Regions from separate parts of the Homo sapiens genome. Here region 2 is linked to region 1. Evidence: chromatin contacts called from ENCODE POLR2A ChIA-PET data. All regions are on one chromosome and are shown on one strand. Each heading gives the region's core, a stretch centred on a gene start or an enhancer-like site at or near the end of the contact. The rest is flanking DNA. Distances are from core to core; before and after follow the strand shown. Region 1 overlaps LOC124902181 (a long non-coding RNA gene). Region 2 has its middle 31 kb from the start of ALDH1A1.

The links. ChIA-PET counts read pairs that join two places held with the same protein, here RNA polymerase II (POLR2A).
Region 2: POLR2A ChIA-PET joins it to region 1 with 11 read pairs in HepG2. The contact joins two enhancer-like sites. POLR2A ChIA-PET finds 5 or more read pairs at or near these places in 2 of 52 experiments (HepG2 and OCI-LY7).

Annotation. Positions count from the first base shown.
Region 1 is chr9:72,856,824-72,862,500 of GRCh38, reverse strand. LOC124902181 (a long non-coding RNA gene) reads left to right here. Exons shown (of 2, transcript XR_007061578.1): 2 at 1-5,049. Among named protein-coding and RNA genes, the nearest start is that of LINC01474, 14 kb to the left of the region's middle. RefSeq lists enhancers at 1-213, 3,266-4,465. Within about 2 kb of position 4,065, at least 8 of the 41 ENCODE cell types and tissues checked have a DNase peak (open chromatin) inside an H3K27ac peak, as active enhancers do.
Region 2 is chr9:72,981,570-72,986,940 of GRCh38, reverse strand. No RefSeq gene overlaps it. Among named protein-coding and RNA genes, the nearest start is that of ALDH1A1, 31 kb to the right of the region's middle. Within about 2 kb of position 3,685, at least 2 of the 41 ENCODE cell types and tissues checked have a DNase peak (open chromatin) inside an H3K27ac peak, as active enhancers do.

The DNA of each region.
Region 1 (5,677 bases), core at 2,816-5,315:
AAGCAATATTGATTTCAATAGAAAAAAACTAAAATTATTAAAAAAGGAAATGAGCTTATATGAAGCTACATGTATCCTAATGCCTGGCTTGAATATAGTTTTGGATGCATTCTTAATAAATGAGAAAACATCAATGTGAAATAAAAGCAGCAGTTTTTGTCACAAAACAAAGATCGAGACTGTTGGATAAGATGGCTAGTGCTTTGTGTTTTAAAATTCAGTAGAAAATTCAGAAATAAAGCCAAATACTTACAGCCAGCTAATCTTTGACAAAGCATACAAGAACATAAATTGGGGAAAGGATACCCTATTCAACAAATGGTGCTGGAAAAGCTGGCAAGCCACATGTAGAAGAATGAAACTAGATCCTCATCTCTCACCTTATACAAAAATCAACTCAAGATGGATCAAAGACGTAAATCTAAGAGCTGAAACTATAAGAAATTCTAAAAGATAACATTGTTTTTTCCCTTTTTTCTTCTTCTGTTTTTTTTTTTCTTTTTCTTTTTCTTTTTTTTGGAAAGGGAGTTTGCGCTGTCGCCCCAAGCTGGAGTGCAATGGAGCGAACAAGGATCACTGCAACCTCTACCTCCTGCGTTCAAGCGATTCTCCTGCCTCAGCCTCCTGATTAGCTGGGATTACAGGCGTCTGCCACCACGCCCAGCTAATTTTTGTACTTTTAGTAGAGATGGGGTTTGACCATGTTGGCCAGGCTAGTTTTGTACTCCTGACCTCAAGTGCTGGGATTATAGGCATGCGCCACAACGCCCAGCCTTGAAAAGATAACATTGGAAAAACTCTTCTGGACATTGGCTTAGGCAAATTCATGACAAAGACCCCAAAAGCAAATGCAACAAAGACAAAAATAAATAAATTGAATAAATTAGAGCTAATTAAACTGAAAAGCTTCTGCAGAGCAAAAGAAATAATCAGCACATTAAAGAGAAAACCCACAGAGTGGAAGAAAATATTCACAAAGTATGCATCTGACAAAGGACTAGTATCCAGAATCTACAAGAAACTCAAACAAATCAGCAAGAAAATGACAATTCCATCAAAAAGTGGGCAAAAGACATGAACAGCCATTTTTCAAAAGAAGATATACAAACAGCCAACAAATGAATGAGAAATGTTCAACATCAGTGAAATACAAATTAAAACCACGATGAGATACCACGTAACTCCTGCAAGAATGGCTATAATTCAAAAGTTAAAACCATAGATGTTGGTGTGGATGTGATGAAAAGGGAACACTTACACACTGCTGGTGTGAATGTAAATTAGTACAACCTCTATGAAAAACAGTATGGTGATTCCTTAAAGAACTGAAAGTAGATCTACCATTTGATCCAGCAATCCCACTACTGGGTATCTACCCAAAGGAAAAGAAGTCATTACATGAAAAAGACACATGTACACGCATGTTTATAGCAGCACAATTCACAGTTGCAAAGATATGGAACCGGCCTAAATGCCCATCAACCAATGAGTGGATAAAGAAAATGTGTATATATACAACATGGAATACTACTAGGCCATAAAAAAGAACGAAATAATTTCTTTTGCAGCAACTTGGATGGAGCTGGAGGCCATTATTCTAAATGAGGTAACCCAGGAATAAAAAACCAAATGCCGCATGTTCTCACTTATCAGTGGGAGCTAAGCTGTGAGGACACAAACACATACAAAGTGATATAATGGACTTTGATGACTGCAGGGTGGGGAGCTGGGAGTGGGGTGAGGGATAAAAGATTACATATTGAGTGGGTACAGTGTACACTGCTTTAGTGACAGGTGCACTAAAATCTCAGAATTCACCACTAAAGAACTCATCCATGTAACCAAAAACCACCTGTACCCCCAAAACTATTAAAATTTTTAAAAATAAAAAAGTTAACTTCTAAACATTAAATATACATAATATAAAGTTTACATTTTAAAATTATTTTTATTCAGCAATTGTTTTGTTTTAACACCCCTTCTTTCAATGTTTTCTACTATAAAATGTCAATGTCAGTTAAAGATCATTTTAACATATCATTTTAAAACATATCATTTTGTCCCAATATATTGATTTATAATAATAATTTTAAATCAACTTTCTGTAAAATCTTATAGTAGAAAAATGATTCATAGTTTAATATTATGGTCACTTGTTACTAATTAAAAATATGTAAATATGTATTCTTAAAAATAGAGAATAATACCATTTCAGGAATTCTGATTATTTGTTCTGAAATTTCAAAGATTACTATCTGCTGGGAATTTGGAAACCCTATAATAATCTAAACCCAGCGACAGTGAAAACCAGGAGGCAGATGGAGCCCAAAGGAAGAGATGGAAGGGTCACTCTTGTGTGGCACCTTCCTATCCTGGCCAGGCGGCAGTGCCTGGGGTAGTCGAAGGGAGCAGCAGTGAGGATGAGACCTTCAATTAGAGAAAGGACAAGAAGAGAACGTGGGAAGACCCACACTCGGGCCCACTTTGGTTAATCCTCCTTAGTTTCCTTGTAAACTATTAAGGCAGTTAAATTTTCAACTGCTTGAATTTACCTATTTCAAAGATTCAGCTTTTCACTTGACTTTGATTGGTCACCAAGAAAATATAAGTATTATAGCCATGTTATTTTCAAAGAGGAAAGCATGCCAGTCACTAGAACAGTGAGTGGTATGTAGCAGGCACTCAGAAAACATGTGTGATATGGGTTGATCTGAGTCCCTGCCCAAATTTCTTGTCGAATTGTAATCCCCAATGTTGGAGGTGGGTCTGGTGGAAGGTGGTTGGATCATGGGGACAGATTTCTGCCTTTGGTGCTGTTCTCATGGTAGAGTTTTCATGAGAACTGATTGTTTAAAAGTGTGTAGCACCTCCCTCTCTCTCTCTGGCATCTGCCCTGGCCATGTAATATGTGCCAGCTTCCCCTTCACCTTTCACTGTTATTGTATGTTTCCTGAGGCCTCCCCGGAAATGGAGCAGATGCCAGAACCATGCCTCTTGTACAGCCTGCAGATCCATGAACCAATTAAACCTCTTTTCTTTATAAATTACCCAGTGTCAGGTATTTCTTTATAGCAATGCAAGAAGGACTAATACAATGTGTTAAACTAATTACTGGATAATGCAATTCACAGAGGAACAGAGAATCCTTTTACTTGGGACTGGCCAGTTTCCTGTAAGTCAAAATTATGCAAATCCAATCAAATTTTCCATAAAGAAAATATTGTGATTGAATTTTAGATTCTTTATCATAACCTTGAAATCCATACAACCTCTGTAAAATTTTAAAAGATTGTGTCTTTTTTTAGCTTCAATGAATTGGAGAGTGAAGCATCTGCTTTAATGGGAAATTTCAAATTTCTTCAGCAATATCGTGAGAATAATCTCAGCAGAAGTCAATAGGAGACTCAGAAGCATAAGAATACCTCCTAGAATTTAAATATAAGAAAAACAAATTGAAGTTAATAGTCTTATTTTCTCATTGTAAAGTTGCCTGCTCATCTTACTGTGTATAAAATTGGGATCCAGTTATTCAAAATCAGTGTGTTTTGTGTGTATTACTCAGCAGAGTATTTACCAGGTTTACAAGTGTAGATCACACATCTAAGTCAAGGCCTGCCTTATCACTTCTGGTCACCAACTAATCCTTAAACTTTTTTTATTCTAAAAATAATTGGGAGTAAAACATCAACAAGTTAGCTGGACAACGTGTTTAAAGCTTTAAAACCTGCCTTGAAAACTGTGATAGATCAGTTTGAATGCCAGGACTGTCGATTCAAAGTGCCAAATGTCTGCTATAATAATTCCTAGCACATAGGGAGTTCTATGAGCCAGACTCTGCATCTCAAGCTCTTCAGAGATTTTAACTCAACCACTTTTCACAAAACCTTGTTTTTTGTGGAAGAAGTGCAATTACCTTCCATATTTTACAGGGGAGGACACTAAGTATCAGGGACATGCATTTTTTCCAGGCCCCATGGCTAACACATGGCAAAGCTAGGTCAACTTGGACGTTGGCCTTCAGAGTCATTGAACCATAACCCCTCCCCTCCTGCCTGGACAGCCCCAGAGCCGGCACTGCTGAGTCACAGTGACAAGACTTACCCTCTGGCCTTGAACAGCTCAAACTCTAATGGAGTAAATAGATAAATAAGCCACTGTGATGATAATAATAATAATAAAAAGTTAAAAATGGCAAGATAAGACCATGAAGCATGTGGTGTAACAATTCAGGGAGATGCCATAGCTTAGCAGATAAGAGCACAGACTCAGGACTGAGATGAGTCTCACTCCAGTGCCAGCTGCAGAGGCTCAGCTGCATCAGTCTCTCTGCTCTTCAGGGGTCTTAGCTGTAAAACAAGAATGCTCTTCGTGGGAACTCAGAGAATGGGCATGTCAGGTATTCAGAGCAGTCCTGTAGCCCAGAAAGCCTAAGTCAGTACTATCATGATCATGGAAGAGTAGATTATTGAAGCTGACTTAGAAGAACTGGAAAGACTTCTTGAAGGGCTTTAGATTTCAGCTGAGCCTTGAAACAAGAGTTGTTATTTTAAAACAGAAACAAAAAGGAAAAACTCCAATAGTCTGGATGCAGCCAACAAAGCACCTTCCAGACAACAGAAGCAGCTGGGAAATGAAACAACAAACAAACAAGGCAAAGCCACATCTCAGAACAGGGCATGTTGTATGGACTCATGTACTTGGAAAGTGAGGTTCAGGGAAATTCCAAGTGAATGGCAGGAAATAAAGCTGGAAACCTAAGGAAGGACTAGGCCCTAAGGCAGAGAGAGATTCTTTAAGTACCTCAGCCCATAGGGACAAATCATCGGTTTTCCTTTTACCTAAACGGAAACATGTTTCTTGTCTTAGAGAATTATGTTTTCTTTTCGGTTTATTTTCTATTTTAAATTTAAAATTTGAATTGTAAGCCTATAGGATCCCAAGAGTTCCAAACTCTATATTTTTCTTACTCCTTTAACTCTGCCTTCAGCATATGTCATGGTAAAATGTAAATTAACCTAAATCTATACAATAAAAATAAAATAAAAATTAGACGGGTAGGCTGTTATGTTTTCAGGGTGTGCGGTGTTTGTTTGCTGTTTGTTTTTACAGCTAATAATTCTGAACAAAACCAAAGCACATAAGCAATCTCAGCAGGAGATAAACTAAGCTGTCATAGAATCATAGTTTCAGTTATTGCATTAATCAGCATTAACTTCATGTAAAACTCGACAAAAAAGAAAAACGTTTGAGCTCCACCTTGTGGTAGCATATCTGAGCCAAGCTCATGTCTCAGGTTCTTTGTGCAGGAAAAGCATGTCTTAGTGAGCCCGCAAAAAAACCCTGCATTATTTAAAGAAGAAGAAGACTAGGAAAGCTTTGAAAAATTGTTCCAGAATGTGCAAATAAGGGCTGCTTATTTATAGGGTTTCTAATATTAGAAATATCACAGTGTACACTGATGGCCCTGGGACAGCATCCTGCCAACAGATGGTGTGTGTGTGTGTGTGTGTGTGTGTGTGTATGTGCGCGCGCGCGTATTAATTTGTGCTAATTACTAACATTTAAATATTATAGTATGTGACATAAAAATCAAGGTTTCCAGCTTCTCTTTAGACACCAGAAGATCTGGGAGCCCTGCGTCTGCAATAATTAGCTAGAACTGAGCATTGGATGCCCC
Region 2 (5,371 bases), core at 2,436-4,935, 120 kb before region 1:
CTCTGGGTTTTTGAACATGGTTGCAATTCATTTCCCATCTTTTTTTTTTTTTGCTAAAATAAACTGAGAATATTGGGAGTTAGATCCAAAGTTTCTTGCTCCCTCCTTTCCTGACTCCATTCCCATGAAAGCACGCTACTCCCACATTGTCATCGAAAGACCACTCTACATTGCTACATCTGTGACCCCTCTGCTGCCCTCTTGTAAAGAAGAGCAGGTTGTGAGATGTGTTTATTGCCCTGGTTTTCAAAATATGTCCCATAGCAGAAGCATTAGTAATTATTTGGGAATTTATTAGGAAATCCAAATTCTTGGACGCCACTCCAATCTTCTAAATTAGAAACTCTGGGGATGGGAGACATCAATTCGTATTTTAACAAGTTCTCCAGGTGATTACGAGTTTGAGAACCACTGACATAGTGAAAGGCAAAACAGAATTGCCCAAAGTCCTATAGTCAAAGGTAGAATCAGCCTAGAATGCATGTGCCTAGACTCAGCTTAGCTCTAATCACCCAAGACCCTACATTTGTGTGATCATCAAGCTCCTCTTACACCTGTATTAAAGGGTATTTGGGTAATACTTGAAACAGAACTTCTCCAGGACTTTATTAACTTGAAGAAATTAATGACAGCATAGTCATATTTTAATAATGCAAAAAATGAGAATATGAGGAATGAATAATTTTCATTAAATATTTTTTGCCTTTAAGGATTATATAGAAATTATTGGCCCTCTGATTGTAGGATCCTACAAATGGGTATATCTGAATGCCAAAGAGTGATCAACAAATTCTTTGTGAAGTTAGCTTTAGCGCTTCTGTTTGAGAAGTAAAATGTCTCTTGTAGGACATTGGTGAACTAAACCACACTGATGTACTCAAATACCATTCTTACTTCCCTTCATCTTGTTATCAAAAAATGTATCTAAAGTACACCTGTGAAATGGCACTCAGTTCTTTTGGCACTTTCAGATATTTGAATGCATTAGTGCTCTGTTTTTATTAGCCTGTAAATTTGTGCAAACATAAACGTACTATGAACACCATCATAATTGTTTTATTGTTTGCAGCCAAGATTTACTGTGTATCCCTTTACTCAGAGCGCTACTTCTTTCTGCTTACTTCTGGTAATTTCTATGTCTTTTCATTGATACATTTTTTTTAAAGTTAACATGGTGGCCTGTCTTATCTTTAAAAATATGTAGAGATCTAATAAGCACCATCATTTCAGAAAAAAAAAAATTGAACCATCTTTCCTCTCAAAGCCAGTATTTCACAAGTGATCACAGTGATAGTTTGGCATGAGTATAAAGTTTTCAAAGGGGGCTGACACTGGAACCATTTTATTGAAATAGGTAAGTTTTAAATACCCTAAATGAGAATGCATGTCTAAAAGCACAAGTTGTTGAAAGGAGACAAGTTATCAAGGGTGATTATGCTTAGCAGGCTTGATTTCTCTATACCTCAGGTATCCCCTCCCCTGGCTCCCACTGTCTCTAGGGAGACATTGTGTTAAGTACAATGAAATTATCATCACTTGGGGTCTTGCACTGCCAGACATAGTCCAGGTGAAACATCTGTGTGATGCAGCCAAGTATATGGCTTAGTGTACTCATGATGGGATTCCTTTTGCTCTGTAAAATGATAGGCACAGGCAGAAGGATTATGTAAATTATAAAGGGAATTAAATGCAATGCAGAGGGTGTAACTCTATGCTGGGCTGCCAAGCAGGAGACGGCATGTACCTGGCACCGTGCTGAACAAAGATGCCTAAAAATGGAAGCACAGTTACTTTTTATAGGCATGCTCCTCCCAGGCACTTACTCTACGTAGTTATATTAAACAATCTCCTCACAATTCCAATGTTACTGACAGAGAGTCTCTAAATAATTCCATATTTTGCTGCCCACAGCTCTCTTGGAACAAACCTTAGGCTTTGGAATCATGGTGATTAACAATTTAGTGTACTTCATCTTCAGAACAATTTTTGTAAAAATCTGTTATGAACCTGGTACACAAAGAAAATGTTTTCCTGCATCTCCCCCAGGACCATGATATGTGTTACTCTTATATTTGATAATTATGTATTGAACAGACTTACTTTAAGTCATGTGCTATATTAGTTTCTGGGGATACAGTGCTAGCAAGACACAGTCCTGTAATAGCTGAGTGCATATGACAGATTCATAGACACCATAGTCTGATAAGTTCCATGACTGGAAGTCGTTAGATGCTTTGGATCAAGCATCTATTAGATCACATGAAGGAAGGACACTGACCCCACTCCTAAGGGGCCAGGGAAGGGTTTCCTAGAATAAGGTATCATGGTTGAGACCTGAAATAGTAATTAACCAAATGAAGAGAGAGAGAGAGGAAAGATGGCCAAGAAGAAAAAAAGAGAGAGAGAGAGGAAAAGATAGAGATAGAGAAAATATCATATTCTAATTCCCATAAGCCAAAGAGGGAGTTCTATTCAGGGTGGTAAAGTAACATGAGGAAGCTCAATTTATGGGCAAGGAAGTAGAGAGGTGAGGCTGTTAGAGGTGGTAAGCTAGGACTACAACATGAAGGAAATTTAACATGGCACACTAAGGAGTTTGAATTTTATCAGCTAGAGTACAACAGGGAGCCACTGAACAGGCTTGTGCATTAGCAGTGACATGACGACTAGATTTGTGTTTCACAAGGAATGGTCTGCCTCTGTGGAGAAAACATTAGAAGGGCCAAGATTGGCAGAATATTTAGGAATCTATTCAACATTTTCTTTCCCTTATATGTAAAGCACAATGCCAGGAATGTTTCAGATGCTCAATAAATATCAGATGAAGTATTATCTAAAATAATTTCCTCTTGTACTATACAGTCTAGTATAAGTGTAGAAAAACCATGAATCCTTCTAGTAAATTTCTATTACACATCGTTAGCTTTCTCCAAAGGCTACAGAGCTTTCTTTAGGGAACTCAAATCATTAACGATGACATCCTATCACCAAGCATTCAGGCGGGTGAGGGGATGGTTTAAAGAGTAACTTTTCTCTTATCTATGAACTTTACCATCAAACTAATTTAACCCCGGTTGTAATAGAATGACTTAGCACTTTGGATATGGCCTTTTTAAATGATATATAGGCAAAAGTTTTCACCATTAAACAATTATTTCTTGTTATGATGTAACTACATTTATGTAGTCAGTTCTCCTCTCCACTTCTCTCAAAATGCAGTGTCATCAGTGTGATGCCTAACTGCAAAAATATTTATCTATAGATTTACTGCCCACATGTCCAACATGTAAAAATCAAGAGGCTATCTGAATCTTGACTTGAAACAGATTGCTGCAGGGAAAGCTGAAAGCTGTTCAACCGCAATTGCTTTTAACAGTGCAAGTTGATGATTAACAACTTTATCTGCAGCCTGATGTGGGGATGAGGATATTTTTTCTATTTATATTATATTTAATAGAGAAAACTTAAGTCAGCTGTTCCTTAAATATTTACATGCAAAATAGTTTAATTTTAAGGTAGGAAAACTTCATGTTATTGTTGAATTTGTTCTGTCTAGATACATAATTTGAATCAGATTATTATCTTCCATGGCAAATAAGTACCTTAATGAGCAGCCTGAGAGAATGTGCACATGGAATCATGTAGCACAGAGCTTGAAAGGCAGGCCCATCTGCTCTAAAGCACTGTGTTCCAGTTAGGAACACAGAGGTCTTCAGAGCCTGGCACTTCTCTTTGTCCAGGCCTACATTGTTGACTTTCAGATGGCTGGAACTGAGACACTGACTCTTGACTGGAATCAGGATCCTTTCCACTTGATCCAGTATTTTAATTTTTTTGTGAGAATTTTCCAAATTGGAGCTGTTAATAGATTGTGAAAAATCATTTAAAAGGATGATCTTTGTATTTTGGCACCTATTTTTATACTTATCTCAATGATTGGTCTCTACGGGGGATATTTTAGTTAGTTATTCCGCTTTTTGCTTCCCATTGCCAGTATTTAGCTTAAATTTCATGAATGCAGGCAAACTTTATACATAGCGTTGTATTCCTTAGTAGGTACATAAAATCAAATAAACTCTTTTGGAACAGTTTTGAGGATAATTCTTAATAATTGACTAACATTTCCAGGCACATTATCTGATTTCTGGTAACTCCTGTGATGTATTCATCAAAAGTTGTCTGTTAAGCCATTTTGTAACCACAGAAGACATCTAAATTAGATTTATTTTTTTCTTTCAAAGCATTTTTTTAACAGACTGGCTTGATTTACAATAGGCTTACGAAAAATAGTTTATGTTTCACAGTCTCCTAAAACATAGAGCAAACTGTAGATTTTTCAAATACCACAGAGGAGCCTAGGAAGATGATTTACAAAGGTATGTCCTCTATGCCATCATCATGAAGCAGGTGGGGGTAAAGAATTGAAGAGAGTTTGAGATTCCGAACTTGGGACTACTCCTAAGAAACTTTAATCCCGATAAGAATTCTCTGCATTGAGTGCTCTCACTGTAAGATTTGTGGACCCAACGGATCATTGTCCAACTTTGGCTATGATGGCCAGATTTGAAAAGATATCTGGGCAGATGTCCTGCTGATAACGAAGCCTAGATTCCTCCTTAGAACTGTGTTCCTTTGAATGAGTCATGCTGCCTCACTTTCAAAAATCTGCTTAGGTTCCCTATCCCCATGACACAGATATTTCTCAGAAATAGTACATTCAGGAACTTTCATCATTTCCAGCAAATATTGAGGTAATGTACAATGTGATATGATATTTGTATGTCATATTTTATATAGGATATACTTATATTACATATGGTCACATAAGCGTCATTTTTTTTAAAGTTCATGAATAATACTGACTCCTTCTACATGCAGTACACACTAACATATTCCACTGCATTTTATTTTTGTAAATGCTGGTCTCAACTTACTGAATTGATATTACATTTTAGTTTGACAATTAATTTGACTGATTTTCTGATTTGTCAGTTGAAAAATACTGTTTAAGCCATATTAAAAAATATATATATATATATATATATTTATGCCATTTAAAAAATAGTTGTAAGCCTTGTCAAGAATTTTATGCTTTAGCCTACAAGTAAGAGTAAATTTTTGAAGAGTTTTAAGCAAAGGAATGGAGTGATCCTTTCGGTATTTTGAAAGACTATTCTGCCTGCACCATAGGGCATGGGTTGGTGGAGATGGAGACGTTCTGGGTGTCATCTGTCTGTTCAACAGCCTGGAGCCTCCTTGAGCAGCAGAATAGGATCCGCCTCTCCTCACTATGGCTTTGCCTGCTTGTCCAGGAGGCAACTGAAGGGCGAGGGTTTTAAGATGGTGATCTCCATTTCTCCAGAGGCCAGAT